Linked DNA regions of Homo sapiens: region 1 is linked to region 2. Evidence: chromatin loops called from intact Hi-C (ENCODE). Cell type or tissue: PC-3. All regions are shown on one strand. Each heading gives the region's core, and the rest is flanking DNA. Links, peaks and the distances in the headings are about the cores only. Region 1 overlaps IVNS1ABP (influenza virus NS1A binding protein). Region 2 overlaps SWT1 (SWT1 RNA endoribonuclease homolog).

The links. Hi-C counts contacts between places; a loop is a spot of excess contacts. Peaks named below come from ENCODE experiments on the same cell type or tissue, not always from the same donor. Only the 100,000 strongest peaks of a DNase experiment are listed, where the experiment ranks them.
Region 1: it touches region 2 in a loop (3-fold over the local background); 12 of 110 quality-filtered maps call a loop at or near these places.

The regions. Positions count from the first base shown.
Region 1 is chr1:185,311,054-185,313,982 of GRCh38, forward strand. IVNS1ABP (influenza virus NS1A binding protein) reads right to left here. Exons shown (of 15, transcript NM_006469.5): 2 at 42-269. Among named protein-coding and RNA genes, the nearest start is that of IVNS1ABP, 4.7 kb to the right of the region's middle. In PC-3, for the core only: no CTCF peak of the experiment used is centred there; no DNase peak of the experiment used is centred there; H3K4me3 peaks cover 363 bases.
Region 2 is chr1:185,243,062-185,245,990 of GRCh38, forward strand. All of the region lies in intron 16 of SWT1 (SWT1 RNA endoribonuclease homolog), which reads left to right. Among named protein-coding and RNA genes, the nearest start is that of IVNS1ABP, 73 kb to the right of the region's middle. In PC-3, for the core only: no CTCF peak of the experiment used is centred there; a DNase peak (open chromatin) is centred at 1,500; H3K27ac peaks cover 370 bases.

The DNA of each region.
Region 1 (2,929 bases), core at 109-2,608, 68 kb after region 2:
ATGTGTCTTAATACTGGACTAGGCAGAGAACATTCACTTACCTACTCTGTTGGTGGCAAATGTATTTCTGGGAACTCTTAAGTAATCCAAGGACAAAGGAGTGTTAAAAGGTGCACTTCGTCAGGGTATGAAGACAGGTGGTTGAAATGAAGGCAGGTGTGTCTTAAGCTCTAATGGTGATTCCAAAACTATCAGGCTTGAAAATGATGTAATCAAGTCCTTAAAAGCTATAGACACGAATTTCTTCTGTGATAATGATGCATCATAATCTATAACAATGATAAATTTAAGTTAGATATTCAGAATAATCAAAGACTGTCATTGATCTAGGTAGAGCAGATCATGTAAAACAAGTCCTGATCTTCAAGAGATTTGACATAAATGGCAAAAATATTCCCATTACATAAAAAAAGAACACAAATGCAATTCCACATAAACATTTTTCATTTAACTTGCAACAACCCAAGTGATTAAAAAAAAAAAAAAAAGTCCTTTCCCAAAGGGCAGGGGCTAATGACCTATGTTTATGAGAGGTATAAAAGCACAAGACTACAAAACAAATGTCAATACTGTTTAATTCTAATATTCTTTATTATTAATTTCCAACTAATATGCAAACATGAGATCTGTTTTGAGCCAGCAAGCAACCTTAGGCATTATTCCCAAGCATATATACTATGTTACTGTTCCTCAAAATGAACTCTGCACTTCCCAGGCTCTGTTAACTTTGTTCAAGTTCTTCTCTCTACCTGGAAGGCCCTTAACCCAACCTCTGCCAGAGGAAATCTTACAGCCATAGAGCCTCTGCCAAATGCTCCCAGTTGGGAAGCAGTTTCTCCTCATCCTCCACATTTAGAACCCTATCTGAGGGGTATTTATGATCTTCCAGCTGGTCTGTTTCATGCTGTATTTATATTCATGCTGTATTTATATATACTTGTTTATCTTCCTTGACTCATGGGCAAACCTTCTGTCTTGTTCATCTTTTGTATCCATCCCATCTCCTCTCTACCAGGACTAGCCTAAAAACTTGAACATAAAGATGAGTAATTTGTTGGAATAAACTAAACAGAAGGGAAAATACTGATGCCTGTGCTTTGTATAATCATTTTTCTCATACACAGTAATAAACTACCAATGGAATCATTCTGGTTCAAACCTAATCTTCAAGGTAATCAGTCCTCCTACCTATTCTCCCTCCCTCATTTTCACATCATCAATTACTAGTGTCAAATTCTGATGGTACTTATTTTGTAATCACCTGAACTGCTATTACACCACTATTAACTCTGGAAACCAGAACTAAGGAATAACTTACCTGAAATACGTGCAAATATATTCATTTTTATGGATATCTTAAGATTATTTGCCTTATACATCAATACAACAATTCTAAATCTAACAATTACGTCAAAGTGAATAATCACTTACCACAGGACTCCACTGCAGGCTGGTCCAGTTCGAATTCAACAAACCTACTATGTTTAGTTCAACATGTGTCCTAACAGGTCTCTCTGTAACAGGTTTCATTTCAAGGAAACCCAATAATGCCAATTCGGGTTGGGATTGTTGTGAATGCTTACCCTTGCATCAAAACTATATCACAGCATTAGGTAATATTGATTTCCTCTGCTCTACCTTTTATCTAGGTTAGTTAATTTGGCTTTTCTCTAAGAAACTAGTTCTAACAAATGTTTTCCAAATATACATAATTCTTTCTACACAGAGAGAACACACTATCCTAAAGAAACCTTCAAACATTTTCAGCCAAGACCTGGCTCAAACTAAGAAAATTTTCATATATATATGATTTATACTGGCATGGTCAATTCACAGGCATAGTTGGCAACTCCTAACTTCAGTTTCATAAGCTGCTCTTAAAATAAGAGGAAGGAGTCCCCATGCAAATTGTTATATTAAAATGCATCCTCTGAAAAGCCAAAAACATTATAATATGAAGGTACTATTTTAAACTTTGACCAGTTTTACTCACTTTTTACTTGTAAACTTGATCTAACAAAAAATAAAAATGGTATCCACTTACTATATTTGACAAATTGAATGATCTACCTAAAATTTATTTTGGAAAAAAATGGTTAAAATTACTGCAGCCCTTGGAGAAAACACTGGAGAATTTTTGGGGCAATTTGCATCAGACAAATTTGTACAATATTATTATGAGTTTTGCAGTAAAATGAATCCTGTATTTAGTGCTTGATTTTTATTTAGTTTTTACTCTAATTCCATGACAGTACCTGATTTTTAGTACATCAAGGTCATAATATGAACCTCATCTCTTTAATATCTACTGATCAGAGTACAAAGCTACTTGATTTTAAAAGCCAGCCCAAATCTAGATGACATTTAAGTTAATGCAAACTTACTTTATTCAATTATTGTCCTCATACACTATATACCTACTTCCCGCCCACCTCAAGTTTGGAGGGGATCAGATCAATTCCTGTCTGTAAAACCATGTTTTTGAAAGTTCCTATTTACTTTCATTAAAGTGAGCTAGGGCAAATCAAGAGTTTTAAACTACTCCCCAAATTGACGGGAGATCTTATTTGGTCTATAAAACTCAAGCACGATAACTAGTGGAATTAAAAAATGGGGAAAATTGTTTTCTTTGAAAATCCAAACCAAAAGTCCAGACATCCCAGAGTCATATAAGAGTATGAAACGTAGAATTGTTTGGTGTTTAAAATACACTTTCAACTAAATCTACACCTAGGTCACTTTTCTTACACATTTAAAATTAAAACTAGGATCAAATACAATATATTCAGATAAATTCAGCATACTTCTATGGCCACTGCAAGGGATACCGAAGACTCATAAATGAGTAATTAAACTGCTTTAATAACACCCAGAAGTTCACAGCCCGGAAAGATTAGCTTAAGTGAAATACAATTCAACAGGTCTTATC
Region 2 (2,929 bases), core at 198-2,697:
CGTAAAGGTAGAGTATACCCTATACTCTAGGATACATTCTAACTAGTTGGGTTTTTGTTTGTTTTGAAACAGGGTTTCACTCGGATGCCCAGGCTGGAGTGCAGTGCTGTGATCTCAGCTCACTGCAACTTCCACCTCCTGGGCTCAGGTGATCCTCTCACCTCAGCCTCTGGAGTACTTGGGACTACAGGCATGTGCCACCACACACAGCCTATTTTTTGTACTTTTTGTAGGGACAGGGTTTCTTCATGTTGCCCAGGCTGGTCTTGATCTCCTGGACTCAAGCAATGCATCTTCTTCAGCTTCCCAAATTGCTGGGATTACAGGTGTGAGCCACCACATCTGGCCTAGGATTAATTTTATCTATTTTGAGAAATATATTCTTGTGCCTCTAAATAACTTTTAGCACCTCAGTAGGCCAACCAGCTGCCAGTAGTGAGAAGTGATACAATGTCCTCAAGGGTGTTTTCCAATAGTAAGAAAAGTTTGATTTTAACTCAGGACAGTGTTTTCCACATAGATGGTACTCAGTAAATACTTAACCGTATATCAGAAACCTCTGGAATTATTAAACATTTTGATGCGCCAATCCCTGTTAACAAGGCATGTTAAACCTTTTTAGAATCAACATATACACTTTCTCTTAACAATAAGGTAACTGGAACTATTAAGTTTAAATTGTCTGATTTTTTTGCTAATATTAAGCTACTTTATTACTATTTAAATATATGTAGTTAATGTATTATTTTTGACAGCATGTAGCTATATATTTTCTCCAGCCAAATTGTTGAAATAAGACAAATAAGTAAAATAATCAAAATTATGTTTATTATTAAAGATAGTGACTTTACGCAGATTTTATTTAAACCTTATTGATAAAAATGTCAGCAGTTTTGTATGCTATTGGAGTGTAAAATAGTATAGAATGTATCGATCAGCCTTCTTTCATGGACTTTCATCCATTTACCCATGCTGCCTATATTCTAGAGAAAGGGAAATACACTCATACATCTCTCTCTCTTTTTTAATATATATAATTCTTTTTCTTAAAAAAAAAATAGGGATAGGGTCTCACTGTGTTGGCCAGGCTGGTCTTGAACCCCTATTCTCAAGCTGTCCTCTCGCCTCAGCCTCCTAAAGTGCTGGGATTACAGATGTGAGCTACCACACCCAGCTAGTCATACATATCTTAATGATGGGGATACATGTTCTTGTGTGAGCATTATAGAGTGTATTTACACAAATCTAGATGGAATAGCCCACTACACACCTAGGCTGTATGGTAAATGGCCTGTTGCTGCTGGATTACAAACCTGTATGGCATGCTACTGTACATACTACAGGGAGTTGTAACACAATGGTAATTATTTGTGTACCTAAACATACGTAAACATAGAAAAGGCATGCTTAAAAATACGGTATAAAAGATAAAAAAAAGGTATACTTGTATAGAACACTTACCACAATGTAGCTTGCAGGAGTGGAAGTGCTCTGGGTGAGTCAGTGGGTGGGTGGTGAGTCAGTGGGTGAGTGGTGAGTGAATGTGAAGGCCCTGGATATGACACTACTATAGACTATAAGCACTGTACACTTAGGCTCCACTCAATTAAAAAATGTTTTCTTTCTTCAATAACAAATTAACCTTAGGTTGTTATAACTTTTTAATTTTATGAACTTTTGATTTTTTAATACTTTTTGACTCTTTTCCAGTAACACTTAGCTTAGAACACAAACAATGGCCAGGCATGGTGGCCGACACCTGTAATCCCGGCACTTTGGGAGGCCAAGGCAGGGGGTTTGCTTGAAGCCCGGAGTTCGAGAGTAGTCTAGGCAACATAGTGAGACACCGTCTCTGCAAAAAAATAAAATTAGCTGGGCATGGTGTTGTGTGTCTGTAGTCTCAGCTACTTGGGAGGCTGAGGCAGGAGGATTGCTTGAGCCCCCCACGAGTTCAAGGTTAAAGTGAGCTATGATTGCATAACTGCATTCCAGCTTGGGCAACAGAGTGAGACCCCATCTCTAAGAACGATTTTTTATATTTAAAAATAAAATAAAAAAGGACCACCCCTTTCAGATCTATGCTTTCTAGAAAACACACACATTGTACAACTGTATAAAAATATTTTCTTTCTTGATATCCTTACTCTGTAGCTTTTTTCTTTTTATAACAATTTTTATTTATTTTTTACTTTTTAAGCTTTTTTGTTAAAAACTAATACACGAAACATACACATTACCCTAGGCCTACACAGGGTCAGGATCATCAGTGTCACTGTCTTCCACCGCCATGTCTTGTCCCACTGGAAGGTCCTCAGAGATAGTAACACACATGGAGCTGTCTCCTATGATAACAGTGCCTTCTTCTGAAATACCTCTCAAAGAACCTACCTGAGGCTCTTTTTAGTTAACTTTTTTAATAAGTAGAAGGAATATACCCTAAAATAATAATAAAAAGTATAGTAGAGTAAATATAGTAAATACAGAAAAGAACCAGTAACATAGTTGTTTATTATCATTGTTAAGTATAATGTGCTGTACTTAATTGTATGTGCTATACTTTTAGAGGACTGGCACTGCAGTAGGTTTATTTATGCCAGCATCACCACAACCACATGAGTAATGAGTTGTGCTAGTAGGAAGTTACTAAGTGATAGGAATTTTTCGGCTCTAGTATAATTTTTTTCCACTCTTGCTGATAATCTTACATTATAATCTTTTTTTTTTTGAGACAGAGTCTCACTCTGTTGCCCAGGCTGGAGCACAGTGGTGTGATCTCGGCTCACTGCAACCTCTGCCTCCCAGGTTGAAGTGATTCTCCCACCTCAGCCTCCCAAGTAGCTGGGATTACAGGCACCCACCATCATGCCTGGCTAATTTTTGTATTTTTGTATAGAGGGGGTTTTACCATGTTAGCCAGGCTGGTCTTGAA